Linked DNA regions of Mus musculus: regions 1, 2, 3, 4, 5 and 6 are each linked to region 7. Evidence: chromatin loops called from intact Hi-C (ENCODE). Cell type or tissue: left cerebral cortex. All regions are shown on one strand. Each heading gives the region's core, and the rest is flanking DNA. Links, peaks and the distances in the headings are about the cores only. Region 1 overlaps Cyfip2 (cytoplasmic FMR1 interacting protein 2). Region 2 overlaps Cyfip2 (cytoplasmic FMR1 interacting protein 2). Region 3 holds the start of Cyfip2 (cytoplasmic FMR1 interacting protein 2). Region 4 overlaps Cyfip2 (cytoplasmic FMR1 interacting protein 2). Region 5 overlaps Cyfip2 (cytoplasmic FMR1 interacting protein 2). Region 6 holds the start of Lsm11 (U7 snRNP-specific Sm-like protein LSM11). Region 7 has its middle 5.4 kb from the start of Med7.

Region 1 (4,421 bases), core at 109-4,108, 150 kb before region 7:
ATCTATCTATCTATCTATCTATCCATCCTATATACTATATATACTACTATACTCTATATACACTACTATACTATACTATACTATACTATACTATACTATACTATATAACCACGAAACCACTGTAAGGGCTGAGGTCAAGCAGAAATCAAAACAAGAAGGAAAAAACCAAAACTGTCCTAAGGATCATATATGCCAATTGATTCATAGAAAACAAAATAAATTCTTTGCAGCAGAATTTCATACTTGATATGGCAGGAAATGAAGAAGGGATGGAGGTTGGGAAGGGCTCACAAAACTGTTCCTCTAGGGAGAAAGACTGAAGTCACCAAGAAATGACCTTGTAGGGAAATAATTTGAAAGAGAAGGAGAAGGACCGGGACAAGGGAAGGAAGGAAGCATGAGCCATCCTGCAAAGGCCCTGAAGCTGTGGGAGGCCTAAGGAAGCATGAGGCTGGCCTCAGCTGGAGTAAGCATACAGAAGAGCCAAGTCAATACTGTAGGGGCTGTGGCTCTTAGAGGCTCTCATGAGGGCGCATGTGTGTGTAGTATAGCCTGTATTGTGGCCTCAATAATAATGCGGAGCTGACAGCAGACTGCAGGGGCAGTCAGGAAACTTGCACACCTAGGGTGCATTCACTAAGTGACCCAGCACTCCACTCACAGGGACCTGCTTTTCCTCGTTTGCTGTCTACTGCTGTGATTAAACAACACTGTGACTCAAAGCAACTTGGGGAAGAAAAGATTTCTTACATTTCACAGCTTGCAGTCTACCCTGAAGGAAGTTGGGACAGGAACTCAGACAAGAACACAGAGGCAGGAACTGAAGCAGAGACCACGGAGGGTCCACAGATTGAGCAGTCTGCTTCTTATTTAATCTAGGACCACATGCCCCGGAACAGCCCACAGTGAATTGGGTTCTCCCACACCAATCATTCAAGCAAATGCCTGCACAGACTTGCCTACAGGTCAGTCAATAGAGAATTCTCATCAGTCAATCAATTTTCTCCATATGACTCCAGCTCCTGTCTAGTTGACCAAACCCTAACCAGCTCACAACCCAAGAGAAACAAAGAGCCTGCAATGATAGAGAAGCTCTTGCAGGTGTCCAGTTTTTATCCCTAACAGACCCGAAGGGAAAAACACCCTCACCTATCACCTGGTAAATGGATGAATGAAATACGGTGTATGTGTGTGCACAGTGACATGGCATTCCGTCATTAAATCAACCAACCAACCAACCAACCAACCAACCAACCAATTAGGTTCTGTCACCTGCTACAGTACAGACGACAATCAAACACACCCTGCCGGCTGCAAGAGGCCAGGCATGAAACATCATGTCCTGTATAACTTCATTTGTAGGGAAATGTCCAAACAGGAAATCCACGGAGATAAAAAGTCATTTAGTGGTTGCCTAAGGCTGAAGGGAGAGGGTGTTGGGTAGTATGAGGTGATGGTTCAGGAGATTTTTTTCGGAGGGGTGAAAACATTCTAGAACAGATTACATGATGAATACCCAACTCTGTGAAGACACTAGAGCATGCTGGGCTGTCACTCTACCTGGTAAATACGATGTCAAAAAAAATCTGTCACGTGTGTGTGTGTGTGTGTGTGTGTGTGTGTGTGTGTGTTGGGCATGGGGGAGGAGAGTAGTTCAAAAGCAAGAAGAAGCAAAAGTAGTAATGGAGGGATATCGAACAATAGAGGGGGAGGAAGAAGAAGAGAAAGAGGAAGAGGAGAAGAAGGAAGAGGAGGAGGAGAAGAAGGAAGAGGAGGAGGAGGAGTTGGAAGAGGAATGAACACAGGGAGGGAAGCGTGTGGAAAAGAGGATCTGTGTGCAGATGTGAGCTCCCTTCCACTCCAAGGCCTACCTTGCCCAACTGCCAGCTCGTCTCATCAAGGACCAGCAGGCCACAGCCAGTCCAGTTAGGCTTTCTGCCATGATGGAATTGTTCGCCACCAACAATGCTCACAATGGTGTAATGATTACTCTCAACTTTCAACTTGATGGAAACATACCCTGGGTGTGTCCAGGAAGTATGTTTCTGGAAAGGTCTAACTGAACGGGGAAGGCTTCCCCTGAATGTATATGTGGTATGGCATGACCCCATGTCCTTGGAGCCCAGACTGAGTCAACAGGAGAAAGTGAGCTGAGACCAGCTTCCACCTCCCCCTACTTCCTGACCTGGGCACAACCTGACCACTCCTCATGCTCCTGCCAACACGCTTATACCGCTGGGATGGACTGTACCTTTAAACTGTGAGCCTAGTACGCCTGCCCTTCCTTGAGATTCCTGGTGATGCTTTATTTGGCATTAGAGTAACTAATGTGGATGGCCGCGGTGGCTGCTGAGTGCTTAGAGTGAGCCTCATGTTGCTGGGGAGTTTCACTGTTAACTGCTACTGTTTCTATGCTTAGCCAGTGGCCACAGTGCGAGGCACATGGCAGTGAATCATCCCAGCCTTCCTTTCTTCCATGTGCACCTCTTTAGGGGAAGCTCTTCATTTATCTCTCTTGGATCTGCTTCCCAAAAGAGACTTTAGGCTCTGGGAAGTCAGGCCATCTATGACAGTAACAACAGCTGTGAAACACTTTAAGCTGTCATAGGGCCCTCCCGTGCTCCTATAGAGAGACCGAGTTTATCTTTTCCACCACCCTGAGAGGCAGGCTTCATTTCCCTGTACTGGTGTGTGCGGGTGCCTGTATCCGTGTATGTGTGAATGTGCACGTGTATGTGTGTGTACACATGTGTATAAAATGAGTCACACACAGTTAGGAAACAGCAGTGCTGGGTTTTGACCTAGCATTGCTCCTGACCCAGGCTGAGGCACTTCCCCAGTATAGTCCTAGCTCTGGCCTAGACACAGTAGAGCCTGGCCAGTGTCAATGCTCTATGCATGGGACATATGTAAGGGTGTGGGTTGTATATGCTGTGTGTGGGGTACAGACCAGCTTTGAGGTGTTCTCTACCACCCTCACAGTTGCCAGTGAGTCCCCAGGAAGTGACTGGCTGCCCACGCCTTCTGTCCTTATACGTTATCTCCCTCACTGTGAAGGCCCTTGGCCCTCTCCCTGTTCTTCCTCCTCTAAAAATGACTCTTCCAGAGCTCCCGACTGGTCTCCTGCTCCTCTGCACTCCTCCATCCCAGCCTCTTCCCACCTCCATCTCCCAAGCATTTCCTACCTAGTGGCCAGATTTCCTAAAAGCTCAGGTCAACCCACATCACCCAATCCAAAGCTCCAGGCTCACAGTGCCCATCTCATGGGTCCCCGTCCTCCCACCCCAAGCCTCCCCTTGGGCCTCTTCCTTGCTTTCACTGTTTTATAGCTCACTGTCCTTCATTTCTTGAACACACTGATCCCTCCAGGCCTTGGGGCTTTGCAGGACCTCTTGTCACCCAGTTCGTAGCTCCATGCCATTGTCCCTAAAGCGGCAACTACTCGTAAATACTCTGCAACCTACAACTGTTGTAAATTGTATTTTACTCAGGCCTTTACCTTGTCCTAAAAACTAGTGTGTATTTTCGTCACTCTGCACTCCAAGCATACACAAACTCACTAGGACACATCCTCTGTGGAGGCAGGGACACCTGTTGGCTTGGCTCACCCACAGGGGTGTAGGTGGCTCTCAAAAATACTAGCTGGACAGAAACAAAATGACATGGCACCAAAGTCTAGATGTGGAAGGGTGGGGGACTTCGTGAGCCTTCTGCTGTGGACCCGCCCACACACCACTCACCTGAGCCTTCTGCTGTGGACCCGCCCACACCCCACTCACCTGAAAGTACATGAACTTCATGAGCTTGGTGACCTCTGGCTCCAGCACCTCCACCGTCTTCTCGTAGATCTCGACCCGATTGGGCTGCTCATTGCACTTCACCTGTGAAATCGAAAGGCGGCTTCATCATCTGGGCTCCCAGCTGCCACCTCAGGAGCATGGCTCACCAGTGGAGCACATGTGGCATCGTGTCGTGGGTGAAAATGGTTAGGGTCACTGTAGCAAGAGGGAGCTGTAGAAGACTGACAGGCCCCACAAGTGCTCCCTGGAGACTGGCTGTGGTAAAGGGGCCAGCTGATCCCAACATGGGGCCCTGCTCCTTTCTCTGCCGGCCTGTGCCCGCCTTTACAGTTGGCTACATTCGTATGTCCATGCATGTGCTCTCCTCTTATCCCGATGCACACGACCATGAACCAGTCTCCCCAGCCATATCCAAGTTAATGATGGGTAACCTAAGCTGAGTCATCCAGGGACCCATTTCCTCTGTCTGGTGCTTTTAGTCAGCATGTACCTTAGTATCACATGCCATATGTTCTGTGAACACACATGTGCCACGCCTGCTAATAGGCTGGCTGGGTGTGAGAGTGAGCCAATGCATTTTTTTTCTTTAGTGAATCATTATGTAGCCCATGCTGGCTTGAA
Region 2 (4,421 bases), core at 319-4,318, 160 kb before region 7:
CTCAGAAGATTTCTGCTGCTCCAAACATGACTAGGAGCCAATGGCAGTGAGCTATTGCCTGCGGTGGCATCTGAGACTGTCCACCTGATACCTAAAGTGCAGACAGCCGAGGACACGAGGAAGGGAGGCTACTGTCTCCCTACATCTGTCTCTCCTGCAGTGGGTACAGAACCAGCAGCTTTACAAATACTATCTCAGCAAAGCCTGGCTGCATAGGCCTGCACTCCCAGATATTCATGACACGAAGGCAAGAGGATCTTATGTTCATAGGCATCATGCGCATTATAGTGAGACTCTGCCTTAAAATAAAGTTAAAAAAAAAAAGTTGGGATATACCTAATGATAGAGGCCTTAATTCTCATGGGTGAGACCCTGGGCTTAATTCTAAGTACTATAAAACCTAGTCACCCAACCATCCATGGTCTCAATCCATATATAACTAGACTGAGTCAGTCCTGCCTCCCTCCCTCGGTACTCACACAGAGATTGACACATAGGGAACTTAGTCTCTTCAGGAAATCAGACCAGATAGAGCAAAAGCCAGGATCAGAACCCTCAGCTCCGGGAGGTCTAGTTCATGACTTTCTCAAAGGCACTAGGAGGCAGTGGAGCCAGGCCTGGTTCTACCTTCCTTCCTCCTGCCTGAAGGCAGACATAGCAGTTTCCCAACATGGGGCCTGTTTTCACCCTGGGCAGATCTGTAGAAAAGCTAAGAAATCAAGCCACAAGACCTCTGTGACTCACACATCTCCTTAAGCCTCACTTAGTATCTGTCACGACACACTATCCCCTAGGGCAGATCTCACATCTGCAGGATCCAACATTACAGCCATGTCAGAACGAGGGTTCAGTTCCAGACGGACATCTCTTTGTTCAAACACCAAAGGCTTAACATTTACCTGCGAGTTTCTCTTAGAGAGTTTTGGGGCCCAATGGTCAGCCCTCAGAGGTGCTTGAGAGGGTACGCTTAAACAGAATGCTGTGAGCTATCGTGCCTAAAGGGCAAACATGAAGCCACTTAGAATCCAGTGTTTCAGGGCTGGAGAAGAGGCTCAGCAGTTAAAAGTACTCGCTGCTCTTTCAGTGAGGCAGGGTTTGATGCTAGGTACCCACATAGTGCTCACAACCACCTGCAACTACAATTCCAGGGTATCCAATGCCCTCTTCTGGTCTCTGTGGGCACTGCATACATGGTGCAGACACATCCCCAGACACAACACCCCTATACATCAGATAAAAGTGAAATCTTTTTAAAAATTCTACTCTTTTCTTCTGTCTCCATGAGCTGTAGAGTGTAATGAAAATTCACATAGGTTTTGACTTCTAGGATGCAACTATGCCTTTAGAGGAAAGATTTTAGGAAAGGGGAAAGGGACATGCAAGAAGACTTACAAGGCCTCCCGTGGAATCCCAGCGAGTCCTGAGGTTGAGCATCACTCACATGTGGGCAGTAACCTTGCTTTAGTGAGAGCAGCTGGGGCCTGCGCTTTATCTTCCTTTTCCCTGAGAATCTTTAGATGCCTGTGACCATCTCCACAGCTTTCTGGCCAATGCCATCCTTTCCTTCCACCAGGGATCTAGGCCCCAGTAATTCTGTGCCCCTGCTTGGCCCCAGCACCAATTACTAACCTTAAAAAACTTATCAATTTTGCTAAGGTTGATTCTCTTCTTGGCATCCAGTTTGTAAATGTTACTGACATTTCCGTCCATCAGATAGAGACCAAAGCCCATCACCTAGAATGAGAAAGGGGCCACGTGTAACATCCTCATCACACCTCCAGAGCAGCTAACAAACATGGGGGCTGTGATGCATGCGTGCACACGCATGTGAGCGTGCACAAATTCACTGGCATCTTGTAGAGACACACGTGCTATTTCAAAATCACACACATTTCCAAATTAAAACAGAAAACACGTGCCTAATTTCAACGAGGAATTTAGTATATTATTACAGCAGTTACTCTGGGGCAGCGGCTGTGGTTAGGGTTTAAGAAGGGTGGCCTCGATTCTAAAGATGAGGAATCAGAGACATAGAGAGGCTGGCTAGAGAGCTTGCTGGAACCACAGACACACACACACATGTTGTTGAGACGATCTGCAAAGGGCTTAGCCTAGGATCTCCATCCAAGTGTGGATTTATAGATCCTCCGAGAGAGAAAGGACCTTGTTGTTTCCCAGAGGTGTTGAGAGGCAGGCACTGGAATAATGATAAGTGACCACAAAGTTCTCCAGAAAAGCAACAATGTGAAGGCCATTGTTAAAGAGCAGATCTCCACCCGAAGATGCTGATACTCCTGATCTGTCAGCCCACCTGCTAGTCACTTTAGGTAAAAGAGCAGCCGCAGGGACAGGGGAAGTCGCTCCTCTCTGTACCTTTATATCTCACGGGGGTGGGGGGGAGGGGGAGGGGGCTAAGAGAAGAAGCAGAGGATGCCTATGACAGCTGCTTCCTGCCTGGTGCATTCTGTCTTGCGGCAACAGCACCAGACTGTCCTGTGAGGGCTTCCATCGCCCCCTGGTGGCCTCTGAGCTCACTAACCAACTGCAAAGAACCAACCTTGCAACAGCTCAAAACAATGCTGGAGGCCTGAAGAGGATAGAAAACGTGTGTGTGTGTGTGTGTGTGTGTGTGTGTGTGTGTGTGTGTGTTGGTGATGGTGGTGTGTGGGGGTGGGGAGGAGCAGGTCTATGCAGACATTCAAGGCTGATAAGAGAGGAAGGCCCAGAACCTGAAGTCATCTAAACCTGCTTTGAGATGGAGTATCGTAAGGCAGCCTGCGGAGCATGAGACTTGGGCATAACTGCTGTACCACCCATGTTTGGACTAGGGAGGAAAGGCGGTTAAAGCTGGGGCAGCCTTTGCTGGTTTCTGACAGCCCAAGGAAGCTGGAGTGAGCGAGTCACAAAAGCCATGCTGCCCTGGGCTATGGTTTCAATATGTTTCGTTTCCCTGAACTCTGGCAAGCATTTAAGCCCCAAAGTCACAGGGCCATGACTTTAAGAGGGTGAAACCTGATGGATGTGGTAGCCTACACTTGTAACCCAAACGTTTGGGAGGCTGAGGATGGGGTACTGAGAATCCAAGGCCAGCCTGGGCTACAGAGAGAATGTCTCAAAAAAAGAAATGCATAAATTAATAAATAAAAAGAGGTTGAAATGTAACCTCCTAGTTATTTAAAGATAGGCCTCTTGGAACAGAATTGGATTAGCTCTTTAGAGGCCCCATGACTGAATACTGGTGTTTCTATTTGGGGACACGAAATAGTTCCACCATGGCATGCCCTCAAAGAAGCCCAATATCACGTCCAGTCTCCAACATTGTGGGCTAATGGCCCAGTCAGTCACGTGTGCTTGAGGCACAAGTCTAAGACCGGAGTTCATTCTCTAGCACCCATGTAAAACCTGGCATGGTGGAGCACGTGTGTAACCCCTATGATGGAGAGGGAGAGGCAAGCCAATCTCTGAGCTTGCTGGTCGGCTCTCCAGGCCTAATGGGTGAGCCCTGGATCCCAGTGAGAGACAGCACGTCAGAAAAAAAAGATTTGGCTGGAGCGATGTCTCGGTGGTTAAGAGCAGTTACTGCACTTGTAGAGGACTCAGATTTGGTTCCCAGCACCCATGCTGGGCAGCTCACAATCGCCCATAACTCTAGGTCTAGGTTATCTGACACTTCTGGCCTTTAAAGACACCCACACTCGTATGCACACACCTATACACTCACGCACGCACGCACGCCTGGCAGGAAGCTGTGTCAGGAGGGGAAGTCTTACCTTGAGCAACATGTGCTTTTCACTGGGCGTCAGGTACATCTTATTCTCATAGTAATCAACACAGATGTTGACAATGTCTGCCAGCAGCTCCTCATAGCCCGGGATCACTTCCAGTTGCTGGTGAAGACACTAAACAACAGCGCCACCCACTGGTCAGGCGGAGCAAACATCTTCCTGCACCACCCAGAAGGCCCAGAGCTGGGCTGAATAAGTGAGCACTTTGATCCCTACCTACTGAGGTCCCAGGAGGAGGGAGCGTTCCTGCCAGCAGGGGCTGACACCTGACTCCCCTTGGATGCTAGGCATTAGCTGGTTGTCCCTGTTCACCTCTCACACAGGAGCCTAATGGCAGACAGCCAGTTCTAAGGGCTGAGTTATGTACTCTTGGGCAGCCCAGCTTTACAGATAGGCCCTGCAGTAATTGTTTCAAGGGTCTCTATGAGGTTTCTTCAGACAAAGGCAGGGAGAAGACCCACCCAGGGAGGGAGTGACAATAGGTAGGTATCTCTTTCCTGGTAGGATCCAGGAGCATCAACAGTTACGGAAGGTTGGTTTCTCTCTGTCCCTTTCTCCCCATGGAGGCAAACGAGGCCTGCAGGATACTCTTGGATAGCACTGGGGGAACTCTCTACAGAGAGCAGGGGCCTGAGA
Region 3 (4,421 bases), core at 102-4,101, 120 kb before region 7:
GACTTCTGGAAAACGCTCCCTGCCCAGGGCGCCCGGGGCGGCCGAGGGGAGAAGGGACAACACAGGCCTGTAGCCCGGCCTCCAGGGACCTGAAGCCGTGTAGCCTCGGGCGCCAAGCCAAGCGCCCCCAACGGGCTGGGAGAAGTGGCGCCCGCCCCTCGCGCATCCTCAGGAACGCATCCACCGCCTAGGCAGCATTTCGGTTCCTGCATCAGCCCTGTTGTCTCCGAGAGTCCCTTACCTGGCTCGGTGGCAGGTCCAGGGGAGGGACCCGAGGCTACCGCAGGGCCCCGCGCCGGGGCGCAGGATGCTTAGCCCCGCTCCGCCGCTGCGCCGGCGGACCGCCGCGCCCCGCCCGCGGCCCCGCCTCTCCGCCTGCCGCGGCTCCTCCCCTGGCCGCGGTGCCCAGCCCCTTCGCCGCGGCTGCTGTCACACAAAGAGCCGGAAATGGCTGCGGCGAGGGGCTCCCTGCGCACCCCTGACCTGCAACCTCCTGAACCCATACCTTCCAGCCTTAGAGTATCCAGCCTCCGGACTCTGGAGGTGGAGGAGGGACGACTTTCCTGCTGCCGCCTGCATCACCAGCGACACCTGCCACTCCAGAAGGAAGGAAGCGTCAGCTCCTTTCGCATCTCCCCGGTGTCAAATTATTTTCATATAGTCATTTATTCACCACATCTTTATCGACTACCTGTTTTGTTCCAAGCATCTTGCCAAGAGCCAGGCACGCACTAGTGTGCAGTAGAGCCCCTGCTCGCTTGGAGCTTATTATTTGCCAGCATTAACTGACCTAACAGGAGTCCAATGACAGCTGCTTTCCCAAAGAAGGGAGCAGGCTAAGTGAGAGGTTGAGCCCTTCCACCACTTGAAGAATAACTTCCCAGAGGGCACGGGCTCAGAGGGCACGGGCTCAGAGGGCACAGGCTCAGCGGGAGAAAGCGCTTGCAGCCAAGCTTGATGATGACCTGAGTTCGATTCCCAGGATCCACAAGGTAGAAGGAGAGAGACAGCTTCTGTATATTGTGTTCTGACCTCCACCCACATGCATATATGCACATTACACAGACACACAGACACATACACACACCCATACACACACACAATAAATAAATGTAATAATTTAAAAACAAAGAGAAACATCTACTTCCTTTCCATTTCTTAGTGTAAAAATGTACAGCTATTATGTGTGTGTGTGCGTGTGTGTGTGTGTGTGTGTGTGTGTGTGTGTGTGTGTGTGCGCGCGCGCGTGCCCATGTCGATCCCATTGAGGTAGAATTGACTCGTGGACAAAATCATGATAAGCTGACTTTTAGGCAAACCTAGGAAGGAGCTGAGGAGACAGAAGCCTCTTAGATGCTGCTTAGGGCTCTTCAAAGAATCCATTGCTCCTTGAGACATAACTCGGAGGGCTTTAGGTAGGGATGAGGCCAGCTGCATTCAGTCCTGACCTGAACCCACCCCAGCATGGTACTGCTCTGAGTGGGAGATGCAGTACCTGCAATAAAGGGAATAATAGTTGCTCTGGGTACCATATATATATATATATATATATATATATATATATATATATATATATATATATATATATATGTGTGTGTGTGTGTGTGTATGTATATAAAGTATTTATTTTATTCTGTGTGTATGGGTATTTTGATTGCATGCACATATATGTGTACCGCATGCATGCCTGGTGCCAAGAATAATCTGGAACTGGAGATACAGATAATTGTGAGATGCCATGTAGGTACTGGGAATTGAACTCAGGTCCTCAAGAGGAGTAGCCACGGCTCCCAACTGCTGAGCCATCTCTCCAGCCTGCCCTCTTAGGGGAACTAATTGGAAAGTACTTGAGAGCCTGATTTATGTATAGAGCAACAAGGAATAAAATCTTGGGTCATGAGAACCTTCTCCAATGCTTGCCAGACGCCACAAACTTAGACTTGCACAGTTGTTCCCTGTAAATGGCTACTGATAGAGGAGCCACTGTATGCAAATCTCAGGCAAGGACTTGAGAAGACTTAGCTGCATCTCACATGCTTCCCCCGGGGCTCAGAAACCACGCTCCCATGTGGTTTGATGTTACATCACTTGTCTAATTTAAACTGCTATTTCAGAAGCGATGACTTACATATATAGCGACACACATACATTTTCCCCCCCTTCTGATGCCATGTGAGAAAGCTGTGGGGGTGTTTGTGGGGGATGGCTTTAAAAACAGAATTCAGGTTTCGTCTTACTTTAAAATTCATTTTTTTTCAACCAGGATCCTCAGGATTTCAGTCCACAGTGACTGCAGACGCTTACGAATGAGAATCCCCATTCCTTGGGTTTTCATCCTGAAAGGCAGATTATTTGAGGCGTTTTTATCTTCTCAGAGACATATTTCTCCATGTTGCTCCTTCTTTGTCTTTTCTCTTTTCAGAGAGAATCTGTTTGGAAACAATAGCACAAAACAACTGATATTATGTATGTGGTTGTATGCTATGCCATTTTATTTTCCCTGGCTGCTGGGTTCTATCTGCCCGTAGAGGAGGTGCACCATGGGCTTTTTACATTAAATGCCACAGACCTGCCTCTGTGTTTGAGTTTTGCAACCAACTGAAGAGCAATCTTAAGCAAGACGTTTTACCTCCCTCTCCCGGTTTCCCCATTTATAAATTTAACTAGTTTGGCTACACTCCAACATGCCTCTGTATGCAGAGAATTACATAAGTTGAAACAGAGGGTGTTTGCTTCTCAGAGTAAGGGTGCTTCATTAGCTTCACACGGCCCTTGGGACGGAACCCAGCCGCTAGGGTGGCCTCATAGGGACCTCATGATCTATGGTCTGTCAAGGTTCTTCCCATGTGAACAAATCTGCTATGATTCAGCTAAAAGGATCCCGTTAGTTCCCTAAAGCTGATGTGTTCTATCGTCTGCCTGACCCTTGCACAAGTCAAGCTTCTTGATGGGAGGCTCAGTTCTCTGGTTCCGTCCTTCTTCGGTGCTTTCTCCTAGGTCACCTGCTTGACTTTGTTCATCCTTTCGGTATCTGCCTTGCTGTTACTCCTCCCAAATTCCTCCTTTGGCTGGGCTAGGTATGGAGTCATCCTTTATGCTTCCATATCCCATTTACTCCCTGGGCATCCTTCATCCTTCTCATATCCCATTTACTCTTCTGTTGTCACAGCTGTGCCTACATTTGGCTGCATCCCTCAATTAGACTTTATCCGAGAGCGAAGGGATGTCTATGTCTTATATCTTGGAGGATCCTCAGAGCCTGGCATGGACTCTGGAAAATAACAGTTCAGAAAAAATGGGTTGAATGAAGTGCTCAAGGCAAACCCTTCCACTTGACCATTAAAATTTATTTGTAGCTGTTTGTCTGCTACCCTCAGATTTCCTTCATATCTCAGCTCAGGCAGTATGGACAGCAGTGAGAAGACATGGGCTACCGAGGGAGAACAGCTCTGCCATTTGCAAAGTTATAGGTTATATATTAGGGTTAGCAACAGTGCTTGCCTGTAGAAAAGGCTCTACTGAAAGACCATCACCAGACACGGCTTTATGGCCACCAGTAGTGGAGGGACATGGATGGAAAACAGAACATAATAACTATTACCCAGAGCATCACTCCATTTAACCTCCACAACTACTCTATTAGGAGGATACAATCATGTGTTTCACTCGATAACTGAAGCTAAAGCCAGTTAAGATTCTTGCCCAAGGTAAATGAATCCAAACCTAAACTGTCTTCCACAACTGCATGCCTCGTGCCCTTTCCCAGAGAAAAATCTCTGTATTCATATGCTACCTTATTCCAAAACACTTTTAATGTTCATTGCTGGGACAGAGTATATTGAAGTTAAAACATAAATGAGCTGGTATAGGTAAAGGCATTTGTGGCCAAGTCTGGTGATAAGGGTTCGATCCCTGGGCCCCCACATGGTAGAAGAAGAGAATTGACTTCCTCAAATTGTCATCTGACCTTTATATATGCATGGTGTCACAGATGGGCCCACACACATACATATAGTAAGTATAATTAAAAGGAAAAATAATTAAAAAATCAGTGAAGAATTTTGTAAGAAGGAAGAAAAAAAATGTGTAAATGCAAAAGGGAGGCAGAACTAATTTTAATTCCAAATGGAAAAAAAGACACCTCCACATACTCACTGTGTGGCACTTTGTATTTGGTTCTAAGCATTTACATTGCTAGGAAGCAAAGAAACACCTCATCATCAGTCATGCAATTTAGATCGGTCACTATATAATGCTCTGCATTGCCTCAGGCCCACAAAGGGGAAAAGTTACAGAATGCTGACTGGTACCAGACCCTAGCTCTTTCTCTAGGGAAGTAGGTTGTTTTATTGTTTCTTAGACTCCAAAATTATTTGCTAAGGGGAACATTTGTCCAGCATTGGTGGTACATGCCTTTAATC
Region 4 (4,421 bases), core at 273-4,272, 130 kb before region 7:
AGCCTCCATTCTCTGAAACAGACCGAGAGCTCTCAACAGAAATCAGAACAGCAGGTAAGGTGGGAGCAGAAAGACAAGCACCAAGAAAAACCATGACGGGGCAGCAAGCTGGCTCAGCTCAAAGCATTTGCTGTGCAAACCTAGAGATCTGGGTTCAATTCCCAGAACCCATATAAAGGTGAAAGGAAAGGAGAAAACCAACTGCAAAGCTACCCTGCCTTTCACACATGCGCACATGACTCTCCTTGCAAGTGCAGTGCACACACACGTATGCTCGCCTAGTTAGCTTTTTGTTGCTATGAAAAATCTCTGCCCAAAAGCAACTTGGAGAGAAATGAATTCATTTAACCTTATTGGTGATAGATCATCATGGAGGGAAGTCAAGACTGACACTTAAGCAGGAGCCTGGAAACAGGACCACAAGGGACACTGCCCACTGGCTTGCTGAGCTACTTTTCTTATAAGGTCCAGGCTCACCTGCCTAACGGATGGCTCTACCCACAGTGGTCTGGGCCCTCCTGCATCATTGGCAATTAAGAAAATTCTTGACCAGTGCACACACAATGCACACACACACTCACACACTACTAAATTTTCTTTGTTTAAAGACTGGCTTGCATGAGATTACTTTTTTGTAAAGGTTAAAGCAGAAAGGGTCTTCCTGATTGGACTAACTCAGCCAAATTAGGATCTCCTGTCTTCAGAAGAATCAACAATAACAAACAGGCTTGTTTGGGAATGCAGCCCTCTGCTCACACTAAAGCAGAGGCTTCTCACTGCCCAGCACTGAAGGCCATGCATGGCGTGTAAACCACAGAGTAGGTGAACACGGTCGTGATTTCCCCACTCCCCCACCGAGGCAGGCCTTGTCACTAAGATGTCTGTATGACTCTTTCATCTTGACTTCCCATCAGCACTGCCCCACAAATTCAAGAGGGTAGCAGCTACTATCTGATGTTCTTCTTAGATCACCGTTACTGAGAAATAAATGCATTCATTCATGCTAGTGATTGGCAGAGGCCAGGCTCACAGGATATCTTTCTTTCTAGTTCCGTGTTATTTTAGGCCATGCCTGCTTTTGTATCTTTTTGGAAAATGCTAAGCACATCACCTCCTTCCCAGGTTGGCTGCTTTTCCAAAACTTCCTCAGGACCACAAAACTCTCCTATGTTGGAAAGATGAGGAAACAGTCATTTGGGAGATTCACAAATATCTAGAAGCCGGGTAGTCTCCTTCTATTCAGCTATCCAGCTAGAGGACACACACACACAGAGACATATACTTACATAAGCATATATATGGAAAATACTATGCAAAGACATGTTAAAGTATAAAACAATTAAAAGGGTCTCATTAGTATAAAATGGGATGGCATTTGGGTAAGCAAGCAAAACCATCCTGCTTGTAGCAGAGGGTGGCAGGAAGCTTTGCGGGCATAGAAAGTGGTCACGGCAGGGTACAGCTCCATGGAGACCCATGCCCCGGAGTGGAGCCCCTTCGGACCTCAGAACCAGCCGAGCAGGCAGACGCTTATGTATGCTCATCTCACGGGGATTCCAGAGTGTACCACGCTGGGCCGTGCAGCCTCTGCTGAGTGGGTTGGGTGTGAAGAGCTGTACAGGAACAGTCTGCACAGACAAAGGCCAGGCTTCCCAGCTGTCAACCCTGTGGGAACCACTCGGAGCTGCTTTTAGGGGATAACCTATACTGAGGCTTCTTATTTTTCTCTTATGATCTCTTTTAAGCTAAGAAATGAAGACTAAGGGTATACAGGTGTATAAAACAGGTATGGGGCTGGTGAGGTGGCTCAGCGGGTGGGAGCGCTGGTGCGCTTCTGAGGGTTCTGGGTTTGGATCCTAGCAACCGCCTGGTCGTTCACAACCATCCGTGGTGAGATCTGACGCCCTCTTCTGGTGTGTCCAGAGACAGCTACAGTGTACTTACATATAATAGTGAATGGGTCCTTGGGCTAAATCGAGTTGGGCCAGAGTGAGCACGGCCCAAGGGAGCGGGTTGGAGTGAGCTAACGGCCAGAGCAAGCAAATAGGGCTGTCAGCCAGCAGGGCCAGAACCAGCATAGATCCTGAGTTCGGTTCCCAGCAGCCGCACGGTGGCTTACGGCCATCTGTGCAGCTGCAGTGCACTCATATACATGAATGAGTGAATAAATCTTTGAAAAAAAAACAGGTGTGCAAATCAAATGTTTTGATTCGAAATGTTTTCAGGGAAATTCATTTTCAAACAATTTCTTGGCATTACATACCAAACTATCATATATCAAAGATGAAAGTGGTTTGCATGATGATAAGATAAATGTGTGTAGTGTGCATACACAGGTAGATGCATGTTCCCATGTACGTTAGCATGTGTGTGTGAACATGCATGTGGAGGACCAAAGCTGACATGGCATGTATTCCACAACCACTTTCTATCGCACACACAGAGGTAGCACCTCTCTAATCCAGAACGTGCAGACTTGGCTAGTCTTGCTAGCCAGCTTGCTCAAAGGAGCGGGTCTCCAGGCTCCCACCTGGACTTTGACACCGGTTCTGGGAACCAAAATCTGCTTCTCCAGCCTCCCTGCCCCCACTGAGGTCCTCACTGAGCCATCTCTGTGGACCCTGTACTCGTTTATTGTTACGTAAATATTTCACCCTGTAAGGTACAGGATATCGTCAATGTTTTTCAGTTTGTCTACAGTTTGGTTTTTTATTTGTCAAAGCTGAAAACGCATTTCAGAAGTAGATACTACAGAGTAACAAATGCAAAAAACCAAAACAAAACAAGAAACAACAACAAACAAAAAAGCATGTTTAGAGCCATTTTGGAAATTGTTGGAAATTCTGTCATAATCTCAAGCCAAAATTCATTTCACCCCCCCCCCCAAATGCAGTAACTCAGACAGCAATTTTAACAATCGAACATTCCAGCACAATGCAACTGGATGGAGTATGAATTTGTTACATGCTGAGGAACAACAGAAGAAAATGTTGAAAGTGTTTGTTTTCTGTAATTATACCTTGTTGCTTTTTACTTGGCCAAAGTAAACTCACTACAATTGGAGCTGAAGAGATGGCTCAGTGGTTAAGAGCACTGGCTGTTCTTCCAGAAGACCCAGGTTCGATTCCCAGCACCCATTCAGAAGCTCACAACTGTCTATAACTCCAATTCTAGGGGATCTTACACTCTGTGAGCGTTGTATGCATGTAGTGCACAGACATGCATGTCAGCAAAACACCCAGTTACATACAATTAAATACAAGGAGCAGGTAACGGTGCCTGCTGACAAGTCTGGTGACTGGAGCTCAGTCTCTGAGACCCACACAGTAAAAAAGAACTGACTCCTGCCACTTGTCCTCTGACCTCCACAAACTTGCTATAGCACATGCTCATATGTGTGTGTGTGCGCGCACACACACAGCCCATAAATAAATAGTAAGTGGATAAAATATAATAAAACTAAAACTTTGTAAATGGATATTCATAGCAACATTCAACACAACTGTCCAGAAGTCCAGGAACTCTGAATATCCTTCAACTGACCCATCAATAAAACTGGTACCACTGTAAACATGATAGTATTCAGCAGTCCAGATACATACAATGATCCTAAATGCATGCATGAACCTTGAAAACACCATGCTAAGGACAAAAAGATTCACAGTGTATGAATCCATTTATACAGTGGGTCTAGAAGAGCTATGGAGACACAAACGGACTTGTGGTTGCCTAGGGTTGGGTGTGGGTTTGGAGGAAATCGGTGTATGAGGTCTCTCTCCAGACATGTGCTAAAATATTCTGTGACTGTGGTTGCACAGGTTTGTTACTTACTACAAATTATGGAACTGTATGGTTTAAATAGTAGTTGCCAGGTTATCCAACTATGTCTTAACAAAGCTGCCCCCCCCCCCAATTAGTATTTTTAGGAACCAATGGGTATAACATAAAAAAGTTGGGTACAGAGAGAGCCAGAGATGAAGCAGGAGACAGTGGGAGGGATAAACAGAGTGACAGCCAAACCCCTCCCTGTCGCATGGAAAACCCCTAAATCGGCTGTCCAGCCTCTCCCTTGCCTGGTTGTTGTCTCTCTGCGACACAGTCTCATTGCTCTAGAGCTGACAGAGATCTCTTGGTGTTGGAATGACAGGTGCGCATGCCCACCTCCACGCCCACCTCCACGCCCACCGCACAGTTCTCATCTCACACTGTGCTTCTGCTGCAGCTCCACTCTGCAGGAAAGACGTCCAGATGATAGGAAACTGCTGGGGCAGGGGCAAGATAGACTTTGAAGTTCAAAATGAACGACAAGAAAAAAAGAGTAGCTATCCTACAGAGTTCTCTTCCCAGTGACGCAAAAACCAGGCCCAGACATGACTCTTGCACGCAGTGACTTGTCTGGTTAAGGACTAACACAGCAATCT
Region 5 (4,421 bases), core at 226-4,225, 160 kb before region 7:
GAGGTTGTGAGCCAATTAATGTTGGTGCTGGGTCCCACATGTGATATTTTTGTTGTTTAAGTGATGAAACTATTAATTTAAGGTCATATACTTCTGTAAATATATTAAATGCAGGTTTCAGTTGGGTAAGTATGGTATATGGATTTTTATGTTGAAAGACAGAGTGCCAACTAGAGGCAGATGCCCATGGATGCCTTGTGAGTCAGGCCAGTGTGAGGCCTGGCACCTCAGGACACTTACCACCTCCATGACATGGGCACTCCACTTGGATAGAAGCTGCAGGCCTCGCAGGGCCAGGTCAAAAAGCTCCCGGTACTCTTCATCCGACTTCTGGCTGTCCAGCCCTGAGCCTGTCACCACCTGGGGGACACAGAACTTCACACTCACCTCATGGGCCATGTGCCTGAGGCTCATAAGCAGTCCTCCTGTGATTCCCTGCAAGAACTGTGTGTTTGTTATGCTCCCTTGCTAGGTAAACTCGGCTTTGATAGGTGTCATGATGAAGGCCACAGGAAGTGTCATAGAGATCCCCACTTAGCCCTTCAGCAAAGGGTTTAACCCTATCTCCACCGTATTCACAGTAGGAAGTGCGCACCAGTAACTGCCAGGATAGCATCTTTGCAGGGAAATGAAACATGAATATGTATGCATGCAATGACCTTCGCCCAGCACTGTGACGTCACAGGAATCCTGGCTTCATAGTCAACTCCGCATACAGTGCTAATCGCAGACCACCAAAATGGTGTCACAGCTCACCTACTACTACAATGCCCCAATTAAAAAGATCTGGCACAAATGTCTGTATGTGTAACATTCCACATCATATACATGTATGTAGCCACACGGTATATGTACATGGATATGTATGTATGTGTACATGAATATATGAAAGTTGTCATCAATGATGGACAGTATCTTTGCAAATTTGCATCATCACTTCCTGTAATTTCCCAAATTAATGCTTGCAGCAACATCTCCATCCCTAGCAGACACCTGCATGCTCCCAGCTGAGCAGAGCCCTCTCCCTTTTTGGGTTGCAAGCAAACATCTTCCCTGCAGCTTAAGCAGTGTCAAGATGCCCACAGTTTTGTGCTTTTAATTAACAGTTTCAAACAGGGCTGATGTGTTATGCCAGTGGTTCCCAACCTTAATACAGTTCCTCATGTTGTGGTGACCACCAACTATAAAATTATTTTTGTTGCTACTCTATAACTGTAATTTTAATACTGATATGAATTGTGATGTAAATATCTATGTTTCCTGATGGTCTTAGGCGACCCCATGAAAAAAATCATTTGATCCCAAACGGGTTGTGACCCACAGTTGAGAACCACTGTGCCATGTAGTGCTCTATCTGCAGGAAAGCCATGGCAGACATGTTTAGAACACTTCCTTCAAACAGAAGTCACAAGGCTGCAACCCTCATTTAATCTTAATGATTCATCCAAAATTACCTATCTTTAGACAGAAATGGAGATCAAACAACACTCTCTGCCGATAAAAACACTGTGGCAAGAGGCTCATGGGAATTTTGATTTTTCTCTATGGGCAAAGGCTCATTACTTTTTAAAATCAGAGTTTATAGTGTTTTGTTCAATGCTACTACTGAAACTCATAAAAAACTGCACCACATATGCACATAGAAAGGTGTTCCTTTGGCCCTAGGTGTCTGAGGTAGTCTATAGCCAATGAACTCATGCAATGTTAGATGAGAAATATTTTGAAAAAAATGTCGTATCTGTAGTGTATGATTTTGTCATTACCCCCTATACACAGGAAACCAACTATTTATGGTGTGATGTTTAGCTCTCGTTGCCAACTTGGTACAATGTAGAATTGATGTCTCAATGAGAGATTGTCTACATCGAGTCAGCCTGTAGGTATGTCCATGGGTAAGTTAACTGGATGTGAGAAGATCCTGTCTACAGTGGGTGGCACCATTCCCTAAACAGGAGGTCCTGAATTGTGTTTGAGTGGGAAATTGAACTGAGCAGAAGCAAGAGGGCATGCACTCATTTCTCTCCATGCCTAACTGTGGACCTGACATGAGCAGCCGCCTCAAGCTCTTACCTTGTGATTGCCTCAAAGTGATAGACTCTAACCTGGAATTGTGAACTAATAAATAAAACTCTTTATTCTTTAAGTTGCCTTTTGTCAAGAGTATTTTATCACAGTAGCAGAGAGGAAGCTAGACTATAGGGCATTTACACATTATATTGTTTTATGAATAATAGAGACAATTGATGATATATTTGAGTATGCAGGTAGGTTATATGAAAAACAGCAACTTCTATAAGGTACTGGAACATCTATCGACTTCGGTGTCAGTAGTAGATCCTGAAGTAATCCCTTGTGAATACCAGGATGTAATAGTAATAATAATGATAATAATAAAAATAATAATATCTCTAGCCAGAATTAGTCACAGATGTCATAAACATGTGACTAGAAATTCCAGCCTCAGGACCAATGATTCTCCTGCTTATCTCAGCTTACTGGCACATCTAGAAAGACAGATACAGGTTTGCACTAGACATGGTCCTTGTGAACTCCAGGTTTACTGATCACACTGCCAGTATTTTGTCAGACTGATCCCCATTTCCAGTGAGCTGGGTTATGGTCATAGATACTTTCTGAGTCGGGGTTCGGAAAAGAATAATCAGTACGGCCATGGGCCACATGGTGGAGCCAGTGAGCAAACGTGGCCTCTTCCACACTATGGACGCTCAGATTAGGGACCTATGTCAGATTAAACAGCGCATATTACGTCTCTGTGAGAAAGGCATCTCTGGGAAGGTGCCCACAAAGACACATGATAATCAAAGTTAGTTCTGGGATGGTAGGATTCTATGGGATTGGTTTTGTTTATCTAATTTTTCCCTTAAGGCTATGAATTAATATTATATAATTGATATGGTCTATTAAAAAAAAGCAAAAGCTCAAAGCCCAATCTTTAGTATTGGGAGAGATCTTTATGGTGCTTGCACATGCGGACCACTGCGGTGTCGGTTTTCACACTCTGTTTCCTGTGGTACAGGCTCTCTTTGTTGCTTGACACTGCAGCAACATAGTTCACTGGGCTGTCTGGTCCACAGCACCCTATGTTGCTGTAGGAGCTCTGAGGTCGCAGACGCGTGCTACCACTGGCCTTGTGTTAGCTCTGGAGATCCTCTCTCCATTGTCCTCACGCTTGCATGGCAATGTTTACCCACTGAGCCATCTCCACAGCCCTTTATGGCCTTTTTACCCTTCTCGGATTCCATTTACATTATTTTTGCAAAGATCATATGACACAGCTATGCGTGTTTAAACAGTGTTAGGAGCAGTATTCAGAACGCTGTCTCTAGCCATTGAAGGTGACATGGGATGAGTCCTGTGCAGCTGATGAATACTTAGTGACATTTATTCCAGACACGACACATATGCCAGGCACCCCATTAATTATCTCAGTGAACCTTTCAATGTAAACACTGTCATTACCTCCATTTAAAAAAACGTCTGAATTATTTTTGATTGGCACAGCAACTGCAGATCTCTATGGGACACAGTGTAGACATGCAATACATGTTTACAACATGTGATGATTAGACGGGCTCCCTGGTGTACCTATCACCCCTGATGGCATTCTTCCTATGGAGGATCATAATTATCATCAAACACAGGCCCTCTACTGTGTGATAGAACATTAAAAGTAGTTCCTCCTACCTAGCTATTTTAGACCCATATTTTTCTTAAATAGTGGCTATTTACTAAAAGTACAAATACCCCCAAGAAGAAAGCCGGAAGGAAACTCTCTTTCCTATATGATTACCTCTGCATCTGTTAACAATACCTTCTCTCTCCATCACTGACTCCCTGCCCACGCCCACCCTCCTCCGGCATTACTAGCATTATGGCCCTTTTTGCAGGTGAAAGAATTGAGGCACAGAGATACTGAGCATCCATCCTAGTCTGACTCTGAGCCCACACTTCCAACAAGGCACATTCTTACCTCTGGCAGCGCGTTCTCCCTACTCCATGATGCCCTCTCTTGCCCAGCCTCTCTGTACAGCTGCGGACCCTGGACCAGCCACAGAACTCACCTCGCTGTTGCTGTAGCGAGCCAGCTCAGAGATGAAGCGGATGTGATCATCCCGGATCTGAACCATCTGCTCACAGATGTTGTACTGGGGGCTGATGCTGCTCTGAGTGCATGTCCACCTGGGGAGGAGAAAAACCACAGGATTTGTGCATGGGTCATGGCTCCAGGCACCTTCGTGGGACAGGCTGCTCCTGGTCCTCAGACAACATAGCTGGCTCCTCTGGGTGAAACCAAACGGTAAAGTGGCTGCCTACACCCCAGAGCCTGCTCTGTAGGCACCATGGCTAGAAAGAAGAGTCCTGTCTCTGCCTTCTCCAGATTTTTACCATAGGTGTTTCTG
Region 6 (4,421 bases), core at 104-4,103, 490 kb before region 7:
AGCAGGAATAAGTGTCACACTCTGAGACTTGGGTGCAATTCAATAACCTCACAGTGGCAACACACATAGGCAAAAAGAAAGTACTGTAGCAGCTTGTTCCAGAGCCAGGCACGCTCTGTCTTTCTGCTCCGGCTGTGAGAGCCAGCTCTGGGAAATCCTGGCTGTGCTGGGAGGATCTGGTACAGTATGCCAGCCCACAAAGGCTCCGGCAGCAGCGCACTGCTTTTCAGGGTCTTTCTCTCTTAATAAACAAATTTCTAGGAACATAACAAAACAAAATCTCTCACTGAGTTCACACCTTCCATTCCAAAAGAAGCCACTTTAACATTGTAACGATTTAATTAGCAGGCTACAGAAGCTATGACTGGCTAAGTAGGTCATTATGTTCACAGGGCAGATGTCATAACTATTTGATATAGCCCTAGGCTGTTTTTATTCCATTTAAACAAGATCTAAATAGCACATTAGAACCTTTGCTGTTTAAGGCTTCATTCATCCTGCGGATCTATTAGGAAGCTGCAAGAAATTCTCTTGTGCCATTTCTACCTTTAGAATTTTAAAACAACCTGCACACAGGGTAACCTGAGCCTGACAGATAGTCCTGCCCCAGCCAGCCAGTAGCTGTAAAACCGCACCTGTGTTTTGGTAGCATTCTGTGTCTGCGGCACTCCAACACTAGTGATTTAATGTGAACACAAGCCGATCAAGTCCCTGCAGCCCAGGCGGAAACGGCACCCCAGGCGGGGCTGTCAGTTCCCATGCTGGGATAGGAGACGTCTCTTGTGCTATTATGTGAACATATCCATCTCCTCACTCTCCACCTGACCCTCAAATCCCACACACCTTCAGACTGGCTGTGCTCCAACACAACTTCTGTACACCTCCTCAACTCCCTGCAGTGGTCCCCAAGACCTCTCATCATTTCTGCAGACCTCTGATGTTCGCCCCATCCCCCCAAACTGTCTACAAGCCCTACAATCGCTCCGTAAGCCTCATCACTACCGCAGCCCCTCTGCAGCTCCTCACTACCTGGGGGACATTCCTCCGGACATGATAGCCTGTGCAGATCTCCCCCACCCCCACCTCATCCCCACCGCCGTGGGTCGTCACTCTCCCTGTTCCTCAACTCGTGCACAGTCTCTGTGACTCACAGGTGACCGTGCCCGCGCCCCCACGGCCCTCGAGACTCCCGCAGACGCCCTTTGCAAGCCCTGCCTAGACCTCCGGCCGCCCCACAGCACTCACAAGGCATCCGCGTAAGCACATTGCGGGGTGCCTTCTTGCTGCGCCCCGGGCCCTGGCGTCGCGCTCCGGCCGTGCCGTCCGTGTCCTCCTTGACCACCATGAGCCGGCGCAGGCGCTGGATGCGCTCGGGATCCGGGGTGGGCGCGGCGCGGCGACGGGCCCTGGACGAGCTCCCGGCTCCCGTGGAGGTTCCGGTGGAGGTTCCCGCCGAGGCCGGCTCCCCCGTGCCCCGAGCCCGACCGCGCCCGGTGCGCCCGCCCTTCAGGAAGCTCTCGTACTCCGCCACGTTGTTGAAGCAGGGCGCGTTGGGGTAGGGAATGGGCGGCAGGCGAGGTGCGTACAAGGCCAGCAGCGGGTCGAAGCTGTAGGAGCTGACGTCCAGCCGCGGGCTGGGCGGGCTGGCTGGGCTGCCGGCGCGAGCCGACCTCGCCCCCCACTCGCGCTCCTCCATGTTTGAAAGGCCCGCAAGCAGAAGCCGATGGGCGGGAGGAAGGAGCCGAGCCGCCAGAGGGCGGCACTGCGCAGCCGCAGCCGCGGCTCAAGGGGACGCACTGCGCAGCCGCGGCCACCAGGGGGCAGCATAGATTCGCTCTGGAGAGCAGCAGGGGGCGTGGCGCAAGGCAGGGGCGTGCTGAGAGGCGTGACCTGCTCAGGCCTCGCTCCGCCTCCACAGACAGCAGACAGGTTGAGGCTGTCCTCTTGACCTTTTTGTTACTAAAGAAGATACTGTTTATTAGTTCTCGTTTCCCTCCCCCATTGATATTAACTATCTCTTCTGAATTTGAGATCTAACGTCAACAAAATATACAAGTAGGGACACATTATTCGAAAACAAAGCCAACATTTTGGAGGCAGTAACAATTAACCATTTATTTAGTAAAACTCACTGATATTCACAGACAGCTTAGAATGGTTGATGCTCCAGACTCGGGGGGTAGACCCCAAGAGCAGCATTTTAAAGTCCCAGGATGTTCTCTGTTGTTCGGCTTGAGCTGGAGGCAAAGGACAGGAAGACAAGACATATCCCATTTTTCATTCCTGTTAAGTATATTCCTGATGTGGATCAGGCTAGCCTGTCTAAGCTCAAATTACTGAGCCTCTTTTGAGTTCTTATTGTCGTCTGAAATATGACAGGAAGGGTACAGAGTATACAGTGGGTGCATGCTAGATGGTTGAGTGCTATAAAAGACGGGTGACTACATCCTCACTTCCTTTCCCTGCCCACTAAGTTTAGAGAACACTTGGTATCAAAGAAAAGAAAACTGACTCCTTGATGTTCTCCTGACTACTGCAAAATCCAAAGAATCAACACTATTTTTTAGCTCTAGTTCAGCAAAAACTCTTTAAGATATATTTCATGTGTATGCTTGTCGGCATGTATGCCTGTGCACTATGAGCAATCAGACATACACACAGAGGCCAGAGAATGCTGGATCCCCTGAGTTGTGCTCGTTGTGAGCTACCATGTGGGTTCTGGGTCTTCCTTCGGAAGAATAGCCATCTCTTCAACCCCAAAGGAATGGTTTTAAAAGTGAGACTCCTGGAGGTAAGTCCCTCCCCATCCAGCATAGCTGTCTTGCTTCTTGCCATCTCCAGCCACACAAGTCATTCTCCGAAGTGCCACCACCTTCTCAAAGTATCAACCGGCATTCAGCCCGCGCTAGCTGCTTTGGGGTCTTCTTTACTTTCTGTAAGTTTGAAAATGTGGCCCAAAAGAACACTTGACTATCTTTAAGACAGAGATGAAACTTAGCACACTGCCACCACCGTGTGAGCTGCATCGTAGGAGGGAAACACACAGACGAAATAAAGAGCAAGCTTTGGGTAGGTAATGGTACTTGATGACACTTGTGTTCAACCCCGGTTTATTGCTTTAAAAATCCCCTGCCTGCATGAAAACTTCCAGCACCATTCAATGACTGAAAACTTCCAGCACCATTCAATGACTATCTCAGGGCATGCCCAGAGGGAGACTTCCCTGGATCTGAAAGCACACACTTTCTCCAGCGGTTGTCAATGAAACTTGGGTCTTTATTCCCTACTTGGCCAATTTTGATATAACATGCTATCAACCTACCATTAAGTTAAATTTGCTCATCAGGAGCTAATGATCTTACTGCCTCTCTAGTATGCTGAGGGAATTGCTTGCCCAAAGTGCTATAATGTTCATAGCTGTGTATCAGAAACATTTGGGCTTTTAAAAAAATCACTGAAGAGTCCCAAACATCCACATGGATATCTTACATTGGCACTTTCAAATTCAACATTCAAATGAACATTTTAAAAAAATGTACCCAGAGGTCTCTGGATGTCTGCTATGTGGGGACATGCATCCTAGCTTAAGACAAACACACAAGTTAAACTCATTCTGTAGGAACCAATTAAGTAGGCCAAGGAGCTGAAGTCTTTATTATACTTTTTTTTCCTCTTAAAAAGATTTTAGCAGTTACCAAACATGAGCTCTATTGCTTCTTCCTGGGGAGAGGGGAGAATGGGAAGGAAAAACACCGGCATCGGCAGATGGAGTGTCAATTAGTGAGGGATGAGGCCAGACGCTGCTCTTTCAAAAATACATTTTCTTCTTGGCTGAAAATCCTGTAAATGCAAGACCAGGCAGCAGCAGGACACGGGTTGTCTTTTAATTAATTCCTAATGGAGCCAAATAAACTTTTCCCTCTAAGATATGAAACAGGGTCAAGGGAAATCATGATTTCCCCACTGAGTTCAACACCTTGGGAACAAATGCCTTCCCATCCCCACTCTCTGCCCCTTGCCAGTTCCCATCCTGCCATTGGTGGGAGGAGCTATTTAAAAACCTCTGCAATCACCAGTGACCCCAAGCCCGACTCGACTCCTTTTTGAGAGCCTTGCCATGTCATGCAGTTTGGCTTCAAATATTTGGCTTCTCCATCCTCATTCACATTCGCATTCACACACACACACACACACACACACTTCCCTCTTGGATGTACACACATATACCTTCCTAAAATACCTTTTCTTAAAGAGAGTTAAGCGACTGGAAACTATGTTGTTCGGTAAGAGATGTCAATGATTATGGTAACAATTCCAGAAAAATCAATCCTGGAATGGTGCAGGATCCCCAAACCATTCCTCCTGTGTTCAGTTCAGGCAAAGCTGCCACCCTGGGAACTGGCACAGAGTCTTGAGTGTTC
Region 7 (4,421 bases), core at 262-4,261:
AAAATCCAAGCCATACGCCTGCCTGTAAAATGTGAAACTGCATCACCACCAAACACATAACCTATGAAAACACAAGCTAGTTTTTGTCAGAACAATAACAGAAGGAACCTGCTCTATGAGAGATACTTTCCAGAAAACGAGGAGATAAGCTACAGAGTGGGAGAAATAACTTGCAAAAGACATATCTGATAAAGGTTATTACCCACAATATTAAAGGACTCAAACACAGACAGCAAGTGTGGGGGAGATGGCTCAGCAGGAAAAGGGACTCACTGTGCAAATCTGCCAGCCTGAGTTCAACCCCTGAAGTGCACAGAAACGTGACGAATGGGGGCGGGGAAAGATGGTCAACATCTTATGACATTGTCAAGTTACAATATGGAGATGCAACTGTGGATCTGTTGAAGTTGCTAAAATTCAAAACATTACCAGCAAATACAAAAGGAGCTTGTTCCCTGCTGTGAGGAACGGAGTTGTACAGTTACTGTGGAAAGCAGTTCATGTTGTTTTGTTTTTAACAAAGCTAAGAATCATCTTGCCATGAGCTCCAATAATCACACTCATAGGTCTCAAAATAAAAATCTTACACCTGCATAACAACGTAGGGACTCAGATTTACAACTTTACCCAGTTTCTAAAACCTGGAGGCAACTAGGATGCTCTACCCCAGTTCACTTGATGGAATGTTATTAAATGGTAGAAAAGAAGATACAAAGTCAGAAAAGAAATGGAAGAATCGTAAATAAAATAGAAGAAAACTACCAGAAAGCATTATATATGACTCCAAACTATATGATATTTTATGAATGGCCAAATCATTCAAACAGGGGGTGCAGAGATGGCTCAGAAGTTAAGAGCACTGACTGCTCTTCCAGAGGTCCTGAGTTCAATTCCCAGCAACCACTTCATGGTTCACAACTATGTATAAGGAGATCTGACGCCCTCTTCTGGCATGCAGTCAAATATGCAGATAGAATGCTGTGTAGATAATAAATACTTTTTTTTTTTTTTAAATCTTTCAGACAGCCGAAAGGTCAATGGCTTACTGTAGTGCCTGGAACACTGTATGTGCAACACCTTAGACAATAAATACTTGAGGAATCAACACTGGAAGGTTGATACACTATGAAACCCTAAGAGCCTAAGAGCCTGTCACCCATGCAGTCTGGGAAATAACTCCAGCCTTCCAATGAGAAGGGTTGTGTAGACTGCCTTTTGGTGGTAGCAATGAACTAAATATGGAACCCTTCCTTGTTTAAAATGGTCATATTTGTCTACCATAGATTTTTCTTGTCTTAAATTTTATTGTTTGAATTTTTAATTAAAATGTTACTTGCCTTAATTATTGAGTGTTGGCCCAGTTCCCTTTGTTGGTTGTGTTGGAGAGTAAACTCAGAACCTCAAGGTGATCAACAGTACCACGAGCTACACCCCCATTCTCCCTCCCCTTAAACAGAGGCAAAATGGACCCTGACATAGAGTGATACTGAGGCCAGGTAGCTCATCTTTATACGCACCTCATATTCAGGACACATGGAAGTGTTTTCTTCTTGCTTTCACCTTTATCTGTAATCCATCTCTCACTTAAAAATATTCTATAGTGGCTACATTCGAGATTGTCTGAGCCAATGGCCAGGTAGGCCAGCAACCTATTTAGAGCTGCACAAATAAAGCGGGTGCACAATTACAATTACAGCTTAATAAAAACAGGGGAGCGAGGTGAAAAGGCAACACAGCAGCCATGATGGTGGCACTGAAGCATCTAGCACATTCCAGTTCCTGCATTTGGAAGCAAAAAGCTAGGAAATGACTTCTCTGTGAGATGGGTGCCTGAGGTCTATTATTGGATAGACATTGGCGAGACCCAGAGATCCTGGTTATCCGAATAGAAGGTGAGAAATAACACGTCAACACTAAGCACACTGCAGCCTGGCAGGGCTGTGTAAGACAGATGGAAAGTGGGAGACTGTGGGAGAGATGAGCACAGAAGCCACAAGGCCTGAACTTAGCTGATCTAGTTACTGCTGCCCCCTGCTGGTAAGACAATGTAAGGAGCAAAGCAAACTGCCCCTCTGTACCAGGCTGTACCAGGTCTCTGTTCTTAGGTCAGTGATAAGTTTGTTTACACCAATAAAGCAACAGCAACAAAACCAAAAAATGATTATTATGGATTGAAGCTATACTGTATATTTCATAAGAAAACCCCTTAAGCAACAATTTTCACTGGAAGTGAATCCTTTAAATTATATGTGTATATATATATCTATATCTATGTAGATATAGATATATACTTTTTATTTTTATATTATATTTATACATATATTATATGGACTACATAAACATATATATGAATGTATATATATGTATACATAAAATGCACGCATACATATATACACACTATATGTTACTATATATAGTATATATTGCAAGATATGAATAAACAGATGCTGGCCACAACTAATTTCATTTGCTAGCTAGCTTCTAATTCTTCTACTGAGACAGATTAACAGGCCAGAAATACAATATAACTTACAAACAAGCCACAGATTATTATTTATGAACCTGCTTTCTATCAATGGTACCACAATACCAGCAGAATCAGTGAGATTCTGAGGTGCTGAGAAAAATTAGATTTCTAAACACAAAAATCCAACCAAACAAACAAACAAATGGAACCTTGATTCTTACCTAAACTATGAATGGAAATAAATCTGTCCAAAGTTATAAATCTCAATGCAAATCTTAAAATCATAAAATCCCCTTACAATGGTTGGATAAGCATAGGTTCTTGACTAGGATGCACAGAGTAGGAGCCATGCAAGAAAATAAATGATCGGCTGGAGAGATGCTCAGTGGTTAAGAGCACATGTTGTTCTTGCAGGCAGGCGACCTGGGTTTGATTCCCATGTGGTGACTCACAACCATCTGTATTTCTAATCCCAGAGGATCCAAAACCCTCTTCTGGCCTCTGTGGGCACCAGGCATGCATGTGGTGTGCTTACATACATGTAGGCAAGCACCCGTACACATAAGTAATAAAAATAAATCTTAAAAAATAGGAATTGATAGGACCTTACTGAAGCTAAAAACCCTTGCTGTCTAAAAGATACTATTAGGAAAAGTTAAAAGACCAGCCACAAGTTCTAAATAATATTTATGACACATATATTCAGTAAATAATTTATCATACTTAGCATGTATGTGAGTGTGTGTTTATGTGTGTGTACTCACACAACTCCAACAGAGAAGGCAAGCCATTTTTTTTAATTGAGTGAAAAAACTCAAGCAGTTTTTCAAGATGCATACAGCAAATAACTAAAGGAAAGATCCCTTAACACCAAGTAATGACAAATTCAACTGCTGCTCATCAGTCAGGATGGCAAAGCAAAAGCACAGTTAACCAGGGCAAGCTGAGACGCAGAGCCATTACAACCCAAAGGTGTTAACATTACAGTCACCCGCTCCTGTGCGTGGGGAGAGGGCATGGATGTGCGTTTTATAGGGAGTGTGCACTAGGTTCCTTTCAGACTCTTAACTCAAGACCATCATGGAGACCTCGGTCTTGTTCCAATTGCTGTTTCCATTACCCCTGCAACATTCACCTCTTTCCATATTCACAGCTGATTGCCAAAGTCAGCATCTGTCCCTCCCCTAAGTGCCCTCTGCAAAGCAGCTGGCCTGAGCCCACACCATCATCACACATGTGCATTATTTTGTCCCCACAGCCTTTATCACTATTCGAGGTTCTTATGTTTGCATCCTGTTTGTCTATGTCTCTCTGTTGGAAGGCTGGATATATGTCTTTATCCTTCTAAAACAGTGCCTGGCATGGTGGAGAGACATCATAAAGATGTATTGTATAGATGTATTCATTGTTAAATTTAAGGTTTAAATTTTCCATTCAGATTTTGCAAATGCAGTAAATATTACATAAAAAATAAGTGTTTATTACAGCCATATTTCCACCAGCTCCGATCATGGTATGGATTTCTTAGGCACCGTTACTTTGTATTTTACTGAAAAGACCACCAAAATGAGACTCAAGAGGCTGACATTCTACCTCAATGATGTCACTCACTAGCTGTAAGACACTGGCACTTTGGGCCACATCCAGAATTTTATCTCAGGATGAAAAAAAATGAGTGCAAAAACAAAAACAAAAACTCAAGTATGAACTGAGATGCTCACAATCCGGAGATTATGATAGCAAACCCTGAGAGGAAAGTCACGCTGCAGAGCTATGGCTATGCAGACGCTGTCTCTCTAGTAAAGTCACATGAAAGCTCTATTTGAAACTGATGACCATATACTAGTTCTCATTTATCTAAGGGGTTGCTTTCAATTGCTCATGGCCAAATATGATGCAAAGATACCAAGTGGAAAATTGCATGCATAAACTTTTAAATCGTGTTTTAAAGGGT

Evidence for each region. Peaks named below come from ENCODE experiments on the same cell type or tissue, not always from the same donor. Only the 100,000 strongest peaks of a DNase experiment are listed, where the experiment ranks them.
Region 1: a loop joins it to region 7, with 7 times the contacts of the local background. A loop is called at or near these places in 15 of 42 quality-filtered maps.
Region 2: it touches region 7 in a loop (4-fold over the local background); 32 of 42 quality-filtered maps call a loop at or near these places.
Region 3: it touches region 7 in a loop (6-fold over the local background); 13 of 42 quality-filtered maps call a loop at or near these places.
Region 4: a loop joins it to region 7, with 8 times the contacts of the local background. A loop is called at or near these places in 11 of 42 quality-filtered maps.
Region 5: it touches region 7 in a loop (8-fold over the local background); 32 of 42 quality-filtered maps call a loop at or near these places.
Region 6: a loop joins it to region 7, with 3 times the contacts of the local background. A loop is called at or near these places in 8 of 42 quality-filtered maps.

Annotation. Positions count from the first base shown.
Region 1 is chr11:46,280,378-46,284,798 of GRCm38, forward strand. Cyfip2 (cytoplasmic FMR1 interacting protein 2) reads right to left here. Exons shown (of 31, transcript NM_133769.3): 5 at 3,780-3,881. Among named protein-coding and RNA genes, the nearest start is that of Cyfip2, 30 kb to the right of the region's middle. In left cerebral cortex, for the core only: no CTCF peak of the experiment used is centred there; DNase peaks (open chromatin) are centred at 2,442, 3,020 and 3,600; H3K27ac peaks cover 1,174 bases.
Region 2 is chr11:46,273,009-46,277,429 of GRCm38, forward strand. Cyfip2 (cytoplasmic FMR1 interacting protein 2) reads right to left here. Exons shown (of 31, transcript NM_133769.3): 8 at 3,771-3,899; 9 at 1,630-1,734. Among named protein-coding and RNA genes, the nearest start is that of Cyfip2, 37 kb to the right of the region's middle. In left cerebral cortex, for the core only: CTCF peaks have their summits at 1,184 (motif pointing left), 2,508 (motif pointing left) and 3,918 (motif pointing left); DNase peaks (open chromatin) are centred at 2,519 and 3,970; H3K27ac peaks cover 231 bases.
Region 3 is chr11:46,311,986-46,316,406 of GRCm38, forward strand. It overlaps Cyfip2 (cytoplasmic FMR1 interacting protein 2), which reads right to left and starts at 373. Exons shown (of 31, transcript NM_133769.3): 1 at 242-373. In left cerebral cortex, for the core only: no CTCF peak of the experiment used is centred there; DNase peaks (open chromatin) are centred at 384, 2,099 and 2,669; H3K4me3 peaks cover 920 bases; H3K27ac peaks cover 3,327 bases.
Region 4 is chr11:46,300,118-46,304,538 of GRCm38, forward strand. All of the region lies in intron 1 of Cyfip2 (cytoplasmic FMR1 interacting protein 2), which reads right to left. Among named protein-coding and RNA genes, the nearest start is that of Cyfip2, 10 kb to the right of the region's middle. In left cerebral cortex, for the core only: a CTCF peak has its summit at 1,902 (motif pointing left); DNase peaks (open chromatin) are centred at 1,017 and 1,610; H3K27ac peaks cover 2,412 bases.
Region 5 is chr11:46,266,470-46,270,890 of GRCm38, forward strand. Cyfip2 (cytoplasmic FMR1 interacting protein 2) reads right to left here. Exons shown (of 31, transcript NM_133769.3): 11 at 4,083-4,200; 12 at 241-360. Among named protein-coding and RNA genes, the nearest start is that of Fndc9, 33 kb to the left of the region's middle. In left cerebral cortex, for the core only: a CTCF peak has its summit at 2,683 (motif pointing right); a DNase peak (open chromatin) is centred at 2,686.
Region 6 is chr11:45,943,217-45,947,637 of GRCm38, forward strand. It overlaps Lsm11 (U7 snRNP-specific Sm-like protein LSM11), which reads right to left and starts at 1,719. Exons shown (of 4, transcript NM_028185.2): 1 at 1,246-1,719. The coding sequence starts at 1,696. Thg1l (tRNA-histidine guanylyltransferase 1-like (S. cerevisiae)) reads right to left here. Exons shown (of 6, transcript NM_001080969.3): 6 at 2,089-4,421. In left cerebral cortex, for the core only: CTCF peaks have their summits at 1,784 (motif pointing right) and 1,986; DNase peaks (open chromatin) are centred at 848, 1,164, 1,803, 2,373 and 1 more place; H3K4me3 peaks cover 1,937 bases; H3K27ac peaks cover 1,959 bases.
Region 7 is chr11:46,429,355-46,433,775 of GRCm38, forward strand. No RefSeq gene overlaps it. Among named protein-coding and RNA genes, the nearest start is that of Med7, 5.4 kb to the right of the region's middle. In left cerebral cortex, for the core only: a CTCF peak has its summit at 2,037 (motif pointing left); a DNase peak (open chromatin) is centred at 1,954; H3K27ac peaks cover 425 bases.